2 separate regions of the Homo sapiens genome follow, and region 1 is linked to region 2. A link is a loop called in an ENCODE intact Hi-C map of the cell type or tissue named here. Cell type or tissue: CD4-positive, alpha-beta T cell. All regions are shown on one strand.

Region 1 (8,000 bases), 46 kb before region 2:
TTTGCCCCAATTTACCAATTGCCAACCACGTCTTCTCCCAAGGATGGCCCTATCAATCAACCCAATTCCAAAAACTGTCATGAGATTTTCCATGAAACTCTGTGTAACTGGGAGAGAATAAAGCACGTGCTAAACACGAATGCAGTGAAAATGGCGTGAGGCCAGGGAGGAACTGGGAAAGTCCAGTGGAATTCCCTGAGGATATGGGCAGGTGCCCGCCAGCGTTGCTGGAAGGGCTGTTTCTGAGGATAGAGGGTTAGTGAGCTGTAGCAGTTTCCAAGGCCAGGAGAGGGAGATTTTATTCAGCAGAAATAAAAGTGCTGGGAGGTGTACAATGACTTTCTTAACTTCATGGAAAGTACCATGGGAGTTCTATGACAGAAGCCAGGCTGTGGCCCTCGTCAAGGGTGGACTCAGAAGGAGGGAAACGATCGATGGCATTGTCAACAGCGTTCATTCTGAAGGCCCTTCATTTAAATTCTGGTAGCCATCAGCTCCTGACACCCAGTGATAACAATACCCTGCACTGGCCCATTGTCTGATTTTGATCTTTCAACAATCCCGAGGCAACTCTGAGATCTTGTAATTTTTGTCCCTCTGGAAGATGAGGGCCCACGTCCCACAGTGGTCAAAGATACACCTATAACCTCGTTCTCCAGCACTAGACCAGCAAGCCGAGTGAGGCGGTTACTTCTCTTCGTAGTTCCACAGTAAGGAGCTATTTCAACTTCATCTAATGAACTGCAGTCTTAGGGATGGACAAAAACCAGCCCTAGAATGACTAACAGGGCTGTGCCTCTGGTGCGTCTTCACTGCCACTCACAGTGGTAACTGCAGCGTATGGACAAGCATCTGCCTCTGACTGAGGAGACATTTATTCATAAAATAAGAGTGTGCCTTTGTGTCTTTTCTTTTCTTTTTTTTTGAGACAGAGTCTAACTCTGTCTCCCAGTGACACGATCTCAGCTCACTGCAACCTCCGCCTCCTGGGTTCAAGCAATTCTCCTGCCTCAGCCTCCCAAGTAGCCGGGACTATAGGTGCACACCACTACGCCAGGCTAATTTTTTTGTATTTTTAGTAGAGATGGGGTTTCACCATGTTGGCCAGGCTGGTCTTGAACTCCCAATCTCAAATGATCCGCCTGCCTCGGCTTCCCCAAGTGCTGGGTATCTTTCCATTTAATAAGTTCTAATGTTTGATAACAGAGCAGTGTGGCTATAGTTAACACAATGTATTATGTATTTCAGAATAGCTACAAGAGAGGACTTGATGTGTACCCAACACGTGGAAATGATCAATATCTTGACTAGATCATCACACATTCTGTGCATGTACCCCACAAATATGTACTAATATAGCGTATCCAAAAAAATTAAAGTCAGCATATTGAAATATCATAAATAAACCAAAGTGAAACTAACTCCCCAAGTTAAATAAATGGATTCTCTTTTGTGTCTCAATTTCTTCAACATCAAACCTTTTTTCATTTTAGTGAAGTATATTCTTCCAGAAATTAATATTGATTAACGTTAATATGTTAATATAATGTATATAGTAAGAACTCCCTCTCCCCTTACTAAGAAACTTCCCAACTACAATTTTCTCTTCAAGATTCTTCATGGTGCACATATCGTTTTAACATGCCACTTCCGTGTGTGTTCAAATCCTTTGTGGGACGATTTTCTTGTCCTTTTCAATTCTCCCTTCCCAGATTTGGTCTCAGGCTTCAACAGCTCCTGTGTTCTTGGATTTCAATGTCGCCAGTGATCATTAAGATCTGTTTGGCTCATGTGCTTGTGGGCCAAGTGATCCATTTTATAGGAAGAACAATGAGGAGGAGCGAGACAGTCAGCAAGAAAGTGGATTTACTGAAACAACACATGGGGCGTGGTGGATCTTTTGTTTGTTTTGGAAGGTTTTGCTTTGTTTTTTGGTGAACTCATTTCGAATTCAGCAAGAGGTATAATCTTTAACTTTCAGCTACAAACAAAACACCTGTCTCATTACCAGCCTGGGTAGGTGTGGAACACAAATGGTTTTTCATTTCTGTGAAGTATTCTTCGAGCTTGTATAGCCAAGAAGGCTTAACACTGTGCTGTTTTCTATTGGGCTTTCTGTGGGAGAAAAAAATTTGATGAAAAGAAAAGAATAGGCCGGGCGCAGTGGCTCACCCCTGTAATCCCAGCACTTTGGGAGGCCGAGGAGGATGGATCACTTGAGGTCAAGAGTTGGGGACCAGCCTGACCAACATGGTGAAACCCCGTCTCTACTAAAAATACAAAAATTAGCTGGACGTGGTGGCAGGTGCCTGTAATCCCAGCTACTCGGGAGGCTGAAGCAGGAGAATCGCTTGAACCCGGGAGGCGGAGCTTGCAGTGAGCCAAGATCGTGCCACTACACTCCAGCCTGGGTAACAAAGCGAGACTCCGTCTCAAAAAAAAAAATTGCATTTTGCACTTAGCAATATATCATTGATTTTTTAATATGGTGAAATATCATGTACAGCAAACTTTCATGGCTGCATGTTTCCTCCATTTTATGGAAGTACCCTAATACATTCAGCCAATCCCCTATTTGGGGACTTTCAGATTGTGTTGAATTATTAACTAATATTTAAGCAATACTTAAATAAATATTCTCTACATATATTTTAGGTGCATATGCAATTTTTTGCACAGGATTATAATTCTTCCAAGCAGAAGTGATAAGTGCTCAAAAGTTTTAAGATTTGTGACACCAATCACCAAGTTACCCACCACAAGATCTGATTATCATTTACATTTCTCCCATTAGTGACTGAGAAAATCCACGGTCCCCCAGCATGTCCAACAGGGACAACAGGGGTGTGCATTTGCGTTTATTAATATTTGGGCAAAAATGCCATTTCACTTTTGTTCTGTGCCAAGATCCTGGTTTTTGCTTGATCTTTCAGAGTCCTGAAGTCATGTGAAAGCAGACAAAAGTTAAACAGGCTGCAGCCACTAAGGAGCTCTCCTCCTCCTTTAGGATCAGAGTGATGCGGGCTCAGGGCTTCTGCCTTTTCTGTTGTTAGCAGACTTTCTCTGAAGCCCCAGGGGACTCGAGGTACAGTAGTAATGGGGGGATGGCTACAGGGTAAAGAAATTACCAGGAAAGAAAAAATGGAAATAGTAATTTGGGAAGATGGGCCAAGACTGGGCATGAGGTTTCTGGGTACCCAGCATGGCTCCAGCAAGAGAGGGAGCGGGGGGTGCTGGAGACTGTGGACAGAGCAATCCGGCCTTTGAGTCAGCAAAGTCCTGGGTGGGGAGGGCTAGAGAGCCTGATGTGGCTAAAAACAAGCTTCTGCCAACAGGTGAAATGGGCACTAAAGGAGAAATAAATTTCAGTTATTGAATATCAAAAGGGTTCCAGTTATTGTCCACACAGATTTGAGGTCCGAAATACAAAACTCCTACGTGATGGTAACCGTTCTTTTTAGAACCTCCTTCTCTCCATTACTGCCCCAGATAAAACTCCCCCTAGACATGAGCTTCCAGGGCCATGGAGAGAAGGCAGTAGGGTTGGGAAGGACGCAGGTTGTGGAACATTCCATGAGGATGTTCTTTCCATATTTATTTTTACTGCTTGGCCTTCTAGACCCAAATTCTCTAATTTTATCTTGTCAGTCTCTGTGAGTAAAAAATTCCACCTCTTCTCTCTCTGCTCTCCCCAGAGAGAAGTTTCTCTCTGTGAAAGAATTAACCACCCTGCCCCCAACAGTCATCAGTGTGTGGGTGACACCTCGTCCTGGATGAATCTTTTCAAGATAAGTTTCTTTTCTGCTTCATGGTATGTGAAAAAGTGGAAAATGAGGTGGAGAGAGAGAGACAGAGAGAGCAAGAACAAAAGAGAAAGTGAAAGAGAGACGGGGAGAGAGCAAGCACAAGAACAAAAGCAAGAGTGAGAGACAGATGGGGGGAGGGAAGAGGCAGAGGGAGAGGGAGAGGAAGAGGGAGAGGGAGCAGGACAGCTAGAGGGAAGTCAGCTCATCCTAGGAAGTTTCCAAACTTTTTCCTTTCTCTCCCTCCCCTCTGTTTTCCTTTTAGTTTGTCCCTTTACCTCCCCCTCCCCTTCCCTCCTCTCCCTCTCTCTCTTCTTTCTTCTCTTTCTCTCCTTCTTCCTTCCTTCCTTCCTTCCTTCCTTTCTTTCTTTCTTTCTTTCTTTCTTTTTCTTTCTCTCTCTCTCTCTCTTTCTTTCTTCCTCTCCTTTCTCTTCTTCTTTTCTTACTTTTCATTTTGATTGGGAAAATATTTACTTCACTCATCAAAACTTTCATCCTTTTGGAAGAAATCCTGACTCACAGTTCTAGGCCTATCTGGGCTCACTGAGGAAAGGACTGGGGGCATGGGATGAAATAGAGACTTCTTATGAAGAGGATTTCTGAGGAGGGATTTGAGTACAACTCACTGAACTTGGGAAAGGATAAAGATCACCCTCAAGGCTGGGCTCGGTGGCTCTTGCCTGTAATCCCAGCACTTCGGGAGGCCAAGGTGGGCGGATCACCTGAGGTTGGGAGTTTGAGACCAGCCTGGCCAACATGGTGAAACCCCATCTCCACTAAAAATACAAAAATTAGCTGGGTGTGGTGGTATGTGCCTGTAATTCCAGCTACTTGGGAGGCTAAGGCAGGAGAATTACTTGAACCCGGGTGGCAGAGGTTGCAGTGAGCTGAGATCTCACCACTGCACTCCAGCCTAGGTGACAGAGCGAGACTCCATCTTAATTAAAATAAAAAGAGAGAGAGAGAAAAAGAAAAAGATTGCCCTAGATGATTGACAGCCCCTCAGGAGGCCTCTTTCATCTCACAAGTTTCCCTCCACCCAAGGCACTTTCCCCTCTCACCTGCTTCTATCCAGGCATCATCCAGGGAAGTGACTTCAGCTTCAGAGGAACAGGAAGGGCAGGGGAGAGGAGATGACTACGGTGCTTGGTTCCAAGCAGCAAACCCCAGGCATCTGGAAGGGAGGCTGTTGTGGAGGGGCTGTTCTTGTTTACCAGCAGAGGGAGAGGTACCACCTTCACCCCCATGCACCTTTGCTTCCCTCAGTCTCTACACATCTCTCTGTCCCTGCAACCTAGAGGCCCCATAGGCAACCCTCCAATTTGTCACAGGCTCTTTCTCCTGATCACAGTAGTTAATAAAGATTCCTGGGCCAAAAGTCAGAAAGAACAAAGGCATCTTCTCCAAAGCTGATAGTGAGACCTCAGGAGAACCAGCCCAGCAGTGACCTATTTATTGCACCTAGTAAAGCTTGTATCCTGAGCTCAGCCCTTCCCAGGACTTTCTGTTAGGGCAGCACAAGGCATGGACTCAATCCTATAGGTCAGCATCCAGATCCCCAGTCCTCTGCTGTGCGTCTTTGGAAAGTTTCTTACCCTCTGAGCCTCAGACCCTGCATATGAGAAAGCCTGGCAAGGAGCAGCATTTGCTCAGGCTCAGTGACATTCGCCGTGACTGTCTCAAAAAGTGACAATTCCGAGACGGAATTTTGCTCTGTCACTCAGGCTGGAGTGCAGTGGCGTGATCTCCACGCACTGCAACCTCTGCCTCCTGGGTTCAAGCAATTCTCCTGCCTCAGCCTCCCAAGTAGCTGGGATTACAGGCACACGCCACCGCACCCAGCTAATTTTTGTATTTTTTTAGTAGAGATGGGGTTTCACCATGTTGGCTAGGCTGGTCTCGAATTCCTGACCTCATGATCTGCCCACCTCGGCCTCCCAAGGTGCTGGGATTACAGGCATGAGCCACCTCACCTGGCCAAAGTGACAACTCTTAAAACAAGACAATGTTTTCGGCCTGGTGTGGTGGCTCACGCCTGTCATCCCAGCACTTTGGAGGCTGATGTGGGCAGATCACGAGGTTAGGTGTTCAAGACCAGCATGGCCAATATAGTGAAACCCCTTGTCTACTAAAAATACAAAAATTAGCCAGGCATGGTGGCATGCACCTGTAATCCCAGCTACTCAGGAGGCTGAGGCAGCAGAATTGCTTGAACCCGGGAGGGAGAGGTTGCAGTAAGCCGAGATTACAATACTGCACTCCAGCCTGGGCGACAGAGCAAGACTCTGTCTCAAAAAAAAAAAAAAAAAAAAAAAGAAGCTGTTTGCAAAGCACACTTGGAAGGGTTATTCTGATATTATTTGATATTATTATTATTACTAATATTATTTTTAAGCCTTGTCTCACTCACTTTGTATTCCTAAGATAGAGATTTCTTGGCTATACATTGGAGCTGTGGTTATGCTTTGTGATAATTATTGCTTTGGGCCAGGCTGCCTGCACAGCTGCCAAGCTCAGCAAAGGAAGGGCGCTCTCCTAGGCTCTCTCCTCCCTCTGCCTCTCTCTGTTTTCTTCCCTGGGGTAGCAGTGGTTGGCCTTGCCATCAAGTGTCTCCCCTGGTCATCTGGGATGAGATGGGCCATGTGGAGTAGAGAAGAAACGCAATTCTTTTGGAACCAGGAAGACCTCCATTTGAGCCCTGGCTGAACCTGCCTGTTGGCTGAGTGGCTCTGGGCATGTCTTCTACTTTACGAGCTTCAGCATCTGAATCTGTTTCCCATGGTCGTCCTCAACAAACTGCCACACACTGGGTGCTTAAAGCAACAGATGTGTATTATTTCCCAGTCCTGGAGGCCGGCAGCCCCAGACCACGGTGCTGGCAGAGTCGTCCTCTCACTGCGCTTGTGGTGGTGGCTGGCAACCCTCGGTGCTCCCACCTTGCAGACGCGTCACTGCATCTCTGCCTGTGTCATCACATGGACTTCCCTCTGTGGGTCTGTGTCCTCTCCTTAGAAGGACACCAGCCCTACGGAGTGAGGCCCACTCTCCTCCAGCATGACCTCATCTTAGCTTCACTAACTACATCAGCAATGACCCTATTTCCAGATAAGGTCACATTCTGAGGTATTGGGGTAAGGACTTCCCTTTTTAGAGGACACGGCACAACCCATACAATATCCTCATCACAGAATGGAGTGAACAATCCCTCCTTTGCAGCATTGTTGTGAGAATTAGAAGCAACAGAGCTCCTGCCCAGCACACGTCGTAGTTGCTCAGTGATCGGCAGCCTTTGTTACCACTGTGGGATCCTGTCCTGGGACAGGAGTATGGCAAGTGCCAAACAGGCCCTGAGCAGCTGTGTAGCTGGAACTGAGGGGGCAGGTCCACAGCTCCTCCAAAAAGCTCTATGACTCCACATTAATGGAGACTCCTTCTCAAGGGAACTAGGATATTTACTTCACTGTAGACCAGGCATCCCCAACCCCCAGGGCATGGATGGTAGCTAGCGGTCTATGGCCTGTTAGGAACCAGGCTGCACAGCAGGAGGTGAGCGGTGGGTGAGTGGGTGAAGCTTCATATGTATTTACAGCCACTCCCCATCACTCACATTTTACTGCCTTAGTTCCTGTCAGATCAGCATCAGCATCAGAGTCTCATAGGAGCACAAACCCTACTGTGAACTGTGCATGCAAGGGATCTAAGTTGCACGCTCCTTATGAGAATCTAATGCCTGATGATCTGTCACTGTCTCCCATCACCCCCAGATGGGACCATCTAGTTGCAGGAAAACAAGCTCGGGGCTCCCACTGATTCTACATTATGGTGAGTTGTATAATTATTTCATTATATATTACAATATGATAATAACAATAGAAATAAAGTGCACGATAAATGGAATGCACTTGAATCACCCGGAAACCATCCCCCTCCCCTGCCCCAGTCCGTGGAAAAATTGTCTTCCATGAAACTGGTCCCTGGTGCCAAAAAGGTTGAGGACCGCTGCTATAGACTACAGGTTTCTAAACATACTTAAAGCAGAGTGTTAGTTTATACAAGAGGAGGAACGTGGTAGAATAGGGAACACCCTACTGAAAATGGGAGGGCCTGGGCTTTCACGGGAGCTTGTTCACTACTTTACTGAGTGACCCTGATCAAGGATCCAGGCCTTTGTTTCATGTGAATAGAGAAAAGGTGTCA
Region 2 (8,000 bases):
ACAACCCTGATGCCATCCTGCCACCATCTCTCCTAGTCTTCAGCCATCCTTCATTATAAAAGCATCAGATTCTGTACACACACACACGACACACACATACACACATGACACACATACACACACGACACACACGTGACACACATACACACGACACATACACACAACACACACATACACATGACACACACGTGACACACACATACACACACACAGTAGTGTTCCTTGGCTACACAGTTCATTGGTTCATTTGGTCAGCACTGTCTCCCAGTGATTGTCGAGTTCCCCCCCATTCTATGTGACCACCACCATCCCACCCTACCGAGAACAGTGAGATTGATGCTCACCTTGAGTCCTTGGGTCCTGAGGTCTGTCTTTTCTTCCTCCTAGCAAACTCACTTCCCCTGTCTTTCTCTGAATCCTACTTCCTTGTGTTCAGCTGCGGACCTGTGCTCATTGGGCCACTTTTTTTTTTTTATTTTCCCTGACAGAGTCTTGCTGTCACGCAGGCTGGAGTGCAGTGGCACGATCTTGGATCACTGCAACCTCCGACTCCCTGCTTCAAGCTATTCTTCTGCCTCAGCCTCCCAAGTAGCTGGGATTACAGGCATGTGCCACCATGCCCAGCTAATTTTTGTATTTTTAGTAGAGACGGGGTTTCACCATGTTGGCCAGGATGGTCTTGATCTCCTGACCTCGTTATCCGCCTGCCTTGGCCTCCCAGAGTGCTGGGATTACAGGCGTGAGCCATGGCACCCGGCCTGGGCCACTTTTCTCCCAGCCCCTGTCCTGGCCTCAAAGCGCTGGCTCCCAACCCCACATGACTCTCACTTACTTAGCTGCAGGAGACGTCACTTGTTTCAAGCAGGAGGTGAGCTCTGGAGTTCAAGTTTCTTCCCAAGAACATTTTTATTGTTCCATATAACACAAATACAGAGCCCATTTGCCAAATGCTCACTCGATAGGTTATTCTAAGGGAACATCCCAGGCCCCTTTCCAGAGGAAGGCAGGGCGCTTCCGGGAGGAAGGGTGTTGTGGGAATCCCACTGGAAGAGGCTGCGGGAAAGCCCGGGTGTGACTGGGCCTCCCTCAGCAGACGGTTTAGGTTGAGCAGTGAGTTCCTCCACATGTGGGGTCTGGGGCTGGCTTCGTGGGGTGACACCCAGGCTGTCCCTGCACTCAGAAGGGCCCACGCTTGCTCTGCTGTCACTGGATTGACATTCTTAGTCATTTTTGAACCATGGATCCCTCATTTTCATCTTGCAATGGGGCCTGCAAATCCTGTAGCTGGTCCTGGCCAGGCGTGTCTCCTGGAGCTGACTGGCTGGAGGCTGGTCCTCCACCCATGCTGGTCTTTGAGCTGGCCGATGCTGGTGATGTGGACCTTCAATACTTGTATGAACCATCCGTCACACAAGTACAGGTCTCGGTGAGTTCCTCATGCAGGGACAGCCCTGTACCTTCCTGCTGCCCTCTGCCCAGGCCCCAGCGGCAACAGCTCCTGTGGCTTCTCCAGCCCCAGCACGCAATCCGGGGCTTCATTATGAGCCAAGTGAGGCCAGCACCCCTCTGTCTTCTGGGGACTTCAAATCGCTTTGCATTTTCACTTCAAGGCAGCATCTCTGGGCCACCAAGGGCTGCAGGTGTCCAAGCAGAAATGGCCTCTGTCTGAGGCTGCTGCAGACGGTACTTGTACAGACAACAACCTCTGACCTTGAGGTCACCCTTTGGCCAATGACCTTCCATTGCTAAAGGAAATCAGGAAGCTCATAGGTTATGGTGCTCCTGAGCCAGTTTTCACACCACACTGCACTCTGGCTGGGGCTAAGTCCTTGCCCTCCCGCGGCACTTTGAGACAATGAATCATTCCCTTGTTGGGTGGGGAGGCACAGGTGGGTCCCTATCCAGGGATCATGACCAAACACACCCAGGCACCTGATGGCTGCCCCCAGCCCTCCCTGAAGAGCTCAATCACTCCTGTGGAGGTGGAGCTCAACAACACAACACTTCTCTGAAAAGAACTTTGGGCCTCAGGGCATGAGGGGGGTGTGTGATGTCATGGGGGCTTCTGGGCCCCTTTTCTGTTCTAGTGAACCAGAGAAGGTGATTGTGGCATCTCAGACCCCCAAGGAAGGGGGAGGCAGGGTGCAGCCACACAAACAAACAGTGAGCAAGTTCCCTGCGGGTTCAGAGCCCTGGCCTTGGCACCATCATTCACTCTGTAATCATTGAGTTGGTCCCCAGATCTTCCGCTGATTCAACGCTCATGTATTAACCTCCTGTCCATCTCAGTCGTGTGCTGGGCGAGGACCAGGACACAGGGAAGCCCAGTCACAGCCCCGAGGCACGAGACAGCAAAATCACTAAGCACAGAGCTATCAGGCCTCTGTTGCAGCGCTGGTAAAGCTCTAAGAAAGCACAGTTAAGCATCAGGAGGGTGTCACTGAAGAAGGGAGACTTAGGTTGAACTCCAGCTGGGACTCAGATGTGAGCAGTTGCCATGAGGCTCCTGAGAACTGTCTAGCTCCTGAGTGTGGTTCCCTCCCAGGTAGGACGGGAGGGGTTCAGGGGAGGCAGAGGCTTCTGACTTGCCTTCCACAGTGCTAGGGAGCCAATGTCTGTCCTTGAGCAACCATAGCAATGTAACAAAACTGGTTCTTTATGGTTTGGGGACTGCAGCACTTTGCAGAGGATTGGCTGGGGAAAGACAGGTCAGTAGACAGAGGCCCCCTGGAGGTGAAGGTGCAGGCTGGGGAGTGGGCGTGGGAGATACAGGGAGGCTTGGCTAAGGCTGGCATTAGGGAGCAGGAAGACACAAAGCTCTGTCTCAGGCTTCTTGCTTGGGTGTTGTTCTGGGTTGAATCCTGATTCTCTTTTCCTCGAAAAAGAAAGTTTCTATGTTGAAGTTCAAAGCAGTTCTTGAAAATGTGACCTTATTTGGAGACAGTGTCTTTACAGAAGTAATCAAGTAAAAATGAAGCGTTAGGGTGGGCCTTAATCCAATATGACTGGTGTCCTTACGGAAAGGAGAAATTTGGAGACATGGACACACACGGAGAACATGTGAAGATGAAGGCAGAGATGGCAAACACAAAGATGGCTAGCAAACCACTAGAAGCCCTCAGAGGCTCCAACTCCGCCAGCACCTTGCTCGCAAACTTCTTGCCTCCAGAACCGTGAAAGTATAAAGTTTCCGAGATCTTAGGCCCCCTGGTTTGTGGTTCTTTACAGCTCTGACAAACACACACAGATGCCTATGAAAGGGTGATGGCCTCAGAGGGCTAGGGGCTGGGGAAGCCAGCCGGTTTGAAGAAGAGAGCTTGTGTGGGGTGGGACCTGCTGAGGAGGGGTCCAGCTTGGAATGTGGGAGTTGTCAGGAACCCCTGATTGGAGCCAAGGAACCTCCTGGCACAAAGCAGTGAGTTACCAGTCTCAGGGGACACTTAAAATTGGAGCTGGCAAGGGGAAGGATTAACAAAGGTGGCAGAAAACAGTCACAGAGGTAGGACAGGGCAGAAAAAAAAACAAAAAAAACAGTCACAGAAGCAACGAGAAGAAACTGTTGAGAGGGTTGAAACCCTGGGGACAAAGCAAGTGGGAGCAGGCCGCCCCGTTGCTGTTGAACGCCCCGGGAGTTCCAGTCCAACCGGGAGGTTTGCCTCCCCACTCCGAAGGAGAGGGGGCTGCCCAGGGGGAAAGGACTGGCCTTCAGAGTGAAAGGAGATTTTCAGCTATTTGTTATTTTGGCCATTGTCCTAGGGCAGGGGCCGTTTCTGAAGTTTTATGTGGAGACTGAATTTAAATCCAGCCACTGAGCTGAAGAGAACAAGATGTACTTTTTTGCTTTCTCTCTTTTACTCTTAGAAACTTCATGATGATCAACCACACCTCACATTTGCTTCATTCAGTCTATGGACCAGGAAGAATTTTCTGTGACACATTCAGGTTCTTACTCATTTACAGAGTCACAGATCTGTCAGCCTGGGAACCGGCCCCCAAATGGAAGACCTAGGCAGTTCTGATGGGTCCATCTGCAAGGTATGTTTTGCAAAGGGCCCCTTTACGTTGAATTCCCTTTCCCTGAAACATGGCAGGGGAGGAAGAAGACACACACAAAAACCCTGTGTTCTGAAATAACAGGAATTCAGTGACAGGCCTCAGAGGCTTGTTGTGTCCTTCAAAAGTCATCCTCAGAGGTAGGGCCATGTCAATGTGAGAATCTGTATTCAAATGAGGAAGCCACCTTACCCATGAGGGCCCTTGTGCTGAATTTTATGGAAAGATCTGGAAGTGTTGCCCACACTCAGGTACTATTAGCAAGTGTGGGGTTCATCCGTACATCAAATAAGGGAAGCTGATGTAGAGATGAACCCGTGCCTGCTGATTGGTAGGATTCGGATCTGCAGGATTATATGTGTGACGCTTAGGAGTTGGGTACAACTTTGTTAAAACAGAAACATTTTCTCACCACACCAAAGAGGCTGTGGCAAGGCCTGCTTCTCCCACAATCATCTGGCTCCCTCTAGCGGGTCCCTGGCCACTGGACAGTGAGGTGGAGACTATGGTCTCGCCCACGCTAGCTGACCGACCCATCTGTCAACTCCAGCCCAGAGCTGTGGGGAAAGGAGTCGGGGAACCACCTGGAGGCTGAAATTCGGATGGAGCCCTCAGCTCTCAGGCACCCTCCTTCGTGAAGCCTTCCCAAGTCTCCCTGTGGTTTATCACACGCTTATGTGTGTTGATGTATCAGGCACATATTGCCTAAGAATTCACGTACGTCTGTCTTTTTCTCTAGACCATGAATAACTTGAGTATATATTTTTTCTGTGTTCATTTTTGTTTTCTTGGCACCTAGTACAGTGCCTGGGACAATAGTGTTAAAAAATAAGTGTTTAGGCCCAGCGCGGTGGCTCACGCCTGTAATCCCAGCACTTTGGGAGGCCGAGGCGGGCGGATCATGAGGTCAGGAGTTCAAGAGCATCCTGGCTAATATGGTGAAACCCCATCTCTACTAAAAAAAACATACAAAAAAAAGTAGCCGGGCGCAGTGGCAGGTGCCTGTAGTCCCAGCTACTCGGGAGGCTGAGGCAGGAGAATGGCGTGAACCCAGGAGGCGGAGCTTGCAGTGAGCCGAGATCGCACCACTGCACTCCAGCCTGGGCGACAGAGTGAGACCCCGTCTCAAAAAAAAAAAAGTGTTTATTGACTTAGTAAGGAAATAAAATGCCAGCTAATTCAGGCTCCTGTGCTCCATATACAAATAAAGGGCTGGCACTGCCAAAGTTAATCTATACAACAGTGGCTAAGCTCTTATTTCTAAGGATGCAGATATTGGGGGATATGAACCTTTCATAATGCACATATTTTGACAGAGTTAAAGCCTTAAGTTTTCTGGAAGAAATAAAATGTTAACTGGATCACTACACTTTTAACTTCCATAATCAAAATATAAAATCCTATAAACACATGGCAGGAAGGTTTTGATGTGTGACTTACTGGGAAAGCCCAGGGGTCTAGGGTGGCCAAGGGCAAGGGGAAGAAATTCGGGGCAAGGAAGCACTGACTGTCCATGTCTGATGGGGACTGAACATGCTCTTGTCTTTCAAGGGGAGTCACAGAAGTGTGTGATGAGGAGAGGAAGAGATACAACAGATGTCTTATGAGAAGCAGAGGGAGGACCTCAAGAGACTGCCTGGCCCAGTCCCTCACTAGGCGTAAGAAACAAACTCACCCATCCAAACCCGAAGAATGGACTCAGAGACCCAGAGAACAGCGAAAGTGAGATTTTTAATAAACAGTCAGTCTTGCAAAATCGGGTGTCTGACGGACAGGCACACCCAGCAGTTTCAACAAGCAATTTGTCCACTAGTGTGCAGGCTCCTCCCCCAGTTTCCCACAGGCTGAGTACTATGGGGTCACAACCTTCCTGGACGTCACCTATTGATTGTTAGGCAGGGGCTTTAGGTGTTTTTGTTTGTTTGTTTGTTTTTAGGGTTGTCTTGCTGCATTTTGTCACAGCCCACAATGCATTGCAATCCTAGTCAGCTCAGGGGCTCTTCAAGTATTTCACTTACGACCTAAGTAGCTGGGCTGGCTGATAAGAACAGACAAAGGGAGCTATTTTGCAGGCTAGTAGTAAGCTTTCATTTTAGACTAAACTTCTTCGGTTCTGGTGAAGGCAACTAATGGGGGGTAAGCGGGGAAAGGGGGAGGCCTACAAGCAGGCATCAGCTATCCAAGCAGGGGCCTCGAATATCCTGTTTCTTCTGTAGTCTGCTGACCTAAGCCAATTTAAGGCACTTTGTCTTGGAAATGCAACACTGTATACATTATGTCCTTCACTGGTGAAAATGAGAGGGGCTGTGACTGACTCAGTCCCATAGTCACAGGCACCGGAACAGTCCCCAGCCTGCCCCTTGACTCAGAGCCCCCATCTCCAAACTGTGCCTCAGATTTGGGAGCACTAACGCGATAACTTTGACTTCTTTTGTGCTGTAGTGACCAGCCTTCTGAAAGTGCCCAGAAATTCTCTCTGAAGTGTGTTTGAGGCCATGGGACGGAGGGAAGTGGCCTTTTAGCAGTACTGGGCAGGCAGAATTGGCAAGAGTAATTGGAAAGCTAAGGTACCTCAGCAGCAAGAGGTCTGGGACCACAGAAGCAGGTCAGGAAGCTGTTTTGGGGCCACTACGACCTTTGGATGTGGACTTTGCTTTCAGGCTTACACAGTGCCCGTAAGTGAGCTGCACTGCAGCCCTAGCCCTGCCACTTGTGAGTGAGCTGATCTCAGCAGGGTGGTATGCTCCCTGCTCCGTGCTCCCCTGCTTTGCAACACCACAGCCTGCGTGGTTAATATCCCGGATGACAGTTGCTTGTTTTTATTCCAACATGACCAGTTAGAAGCAGGGCAACCGTGGACAAGGTGGTGAACCCCTTTGTACTTCTGTGTTTTCAGTTGAAAAATGGAGACGTCAAGTTCCCTAGTCACAGAGCAGCTGTGATGGGACCCACGTAAACAGCCCTGATCAGTAGTGAAGAGCAACATGTGGCACACAGGGCCTCCTGCACAAGCAACAGTCGCTGCTTGCTGTTACTGTGGGCTCCACGTTGGGATCAGACACACCTGTCTTCAGTGGCTTGCAGTTGCAGCAAGGACCGAATGTGAGTGAAAGCACTTTGTGCCTGGAAATGGACAGAACATTGAAATATGATGCCCCGAAAATCGTCCAGAAGACAGGTGTGGCCTGTGGGTGCTTGATACATGGTGGTGGCTTTGTTACTGAATAACAGGGAGGTATGATTGCAAAGGTCACTGTTGCCTTCAAACTCTACATTTTGGTTTGAATTCCTTCTGAAACTTGCTTCTTGCACATCTCTGCTCCTGTAGTCCATCCACAAAGGGCCATCTGAGGAAACTTGCTCTGCACCACGCTCCCCCATGGTGCCAGGAACACAGCAGTGCACAAGACAGACATGAGTCTGCTGGGAAAGAAACATTAGGCAAATACAGTCATCCCTGGGAATCTGTAGGAAATTGCTTCCAGGGCCATGGGTAAGACATGAAAATCTGCACATACTCAAGTCCCATAGTGAGTCCTGGGGACCGAAGGTTATGAAAAGCCAGGCTTCCGTACGGGCAGATTTAAATCCTGAGAATACTATATTTTCTATCTGTGTTTGGTTGTGGATACAAAACCCACGGACTGTATTTTTTGGAAAAAAAAATCCATCTCTAAGTGGACCCTCGCAGTTCAAACCGGTGTTTAAGAGTCAACTGTAATTTCAAATTGGTATCGCAACCTTATTAAGACTGTCATCTGGGATTTGATTTTATCCTTCTTAGAAGCTATTCAGTCAACCTGCTACTGTTTCCTGGATGTTATGTCCAGCCGCACTTCTGTGTCAGTTCCCCTCAGTCCCAGTTCCCTCACAGGTGACACAGCAGGCTCAGATGAATGCCGTGTGTGCAGCGTGAAGCGTGGAGCTTGGAGAAGGCGCTGTGCTTA

The links. A loop is a pair of places that touch in the nucleus more often than their neighbours do. Peaks named below come from ENCODE experiments on the same cell type or tissue, not always from the same donor. Only the 100,000 strongest peaks of a DNase experiment are listed, where the experiment ranks them.
Region 1: it touches region 2 in a loop (2.8-fold over the local background); 9 of 110 quality-filtered maps call a loop at or near these places.

What each region holds. Positions count from the first base shown.
Region 1 is chr6:231,980-239,979 of GRCh38, reverse strand. It overlaps LOC105374870 (a long non-coding RNA gene), which reads right to left. Exons shown (of 3, transcript XR_926357.3): 2 at 4,865-4,977; 3 at 2,846-3,347. Among named protein-coding and RNA genes, the nearest start is that of LINC03066, 30 kb to the right of the region's middle. RefSeq lists an enhancer at 3,857-3,946. In CD4-positive, alpha-beta T cell, no CTCF peak of the experiment used is centred here; a DNase peak (open chromatin) is centred at 3,879; H3K4me3 peaks cover 904 bases; H3K27ac peaks cover 1,146 bases.
Region 2 is chr6:185,511-193,510 of GRCh38, reverse strand. It overlaps LIRIL2R (lincRNA regulator of IL2RA), which reads right to left. Exons shown (of 2, transcript XR_926349.3): 2 at 5,765-8,000. LINC03066 (long intergenic non-protein coding RNA 3066) reads left to right here. Exons shown (of 8, transcript NR_126020.1): 3 at 3,862-4,035; 4 at 5,605-5,775; 5 at 6,950-7,155. Among named protein-coding and RNA genes, the nearest start is that of LIRIL2R, 9.1 kb to the right of the region's middle. RefSeq lists an enhancer at 4,143-4,202. In CD4-positive, alpha-beta T cell, CTCF peaks have their summits at 4,329 and 4,528 (motif pointing left); a DNase peak (open chromatin) is centred at 4,520.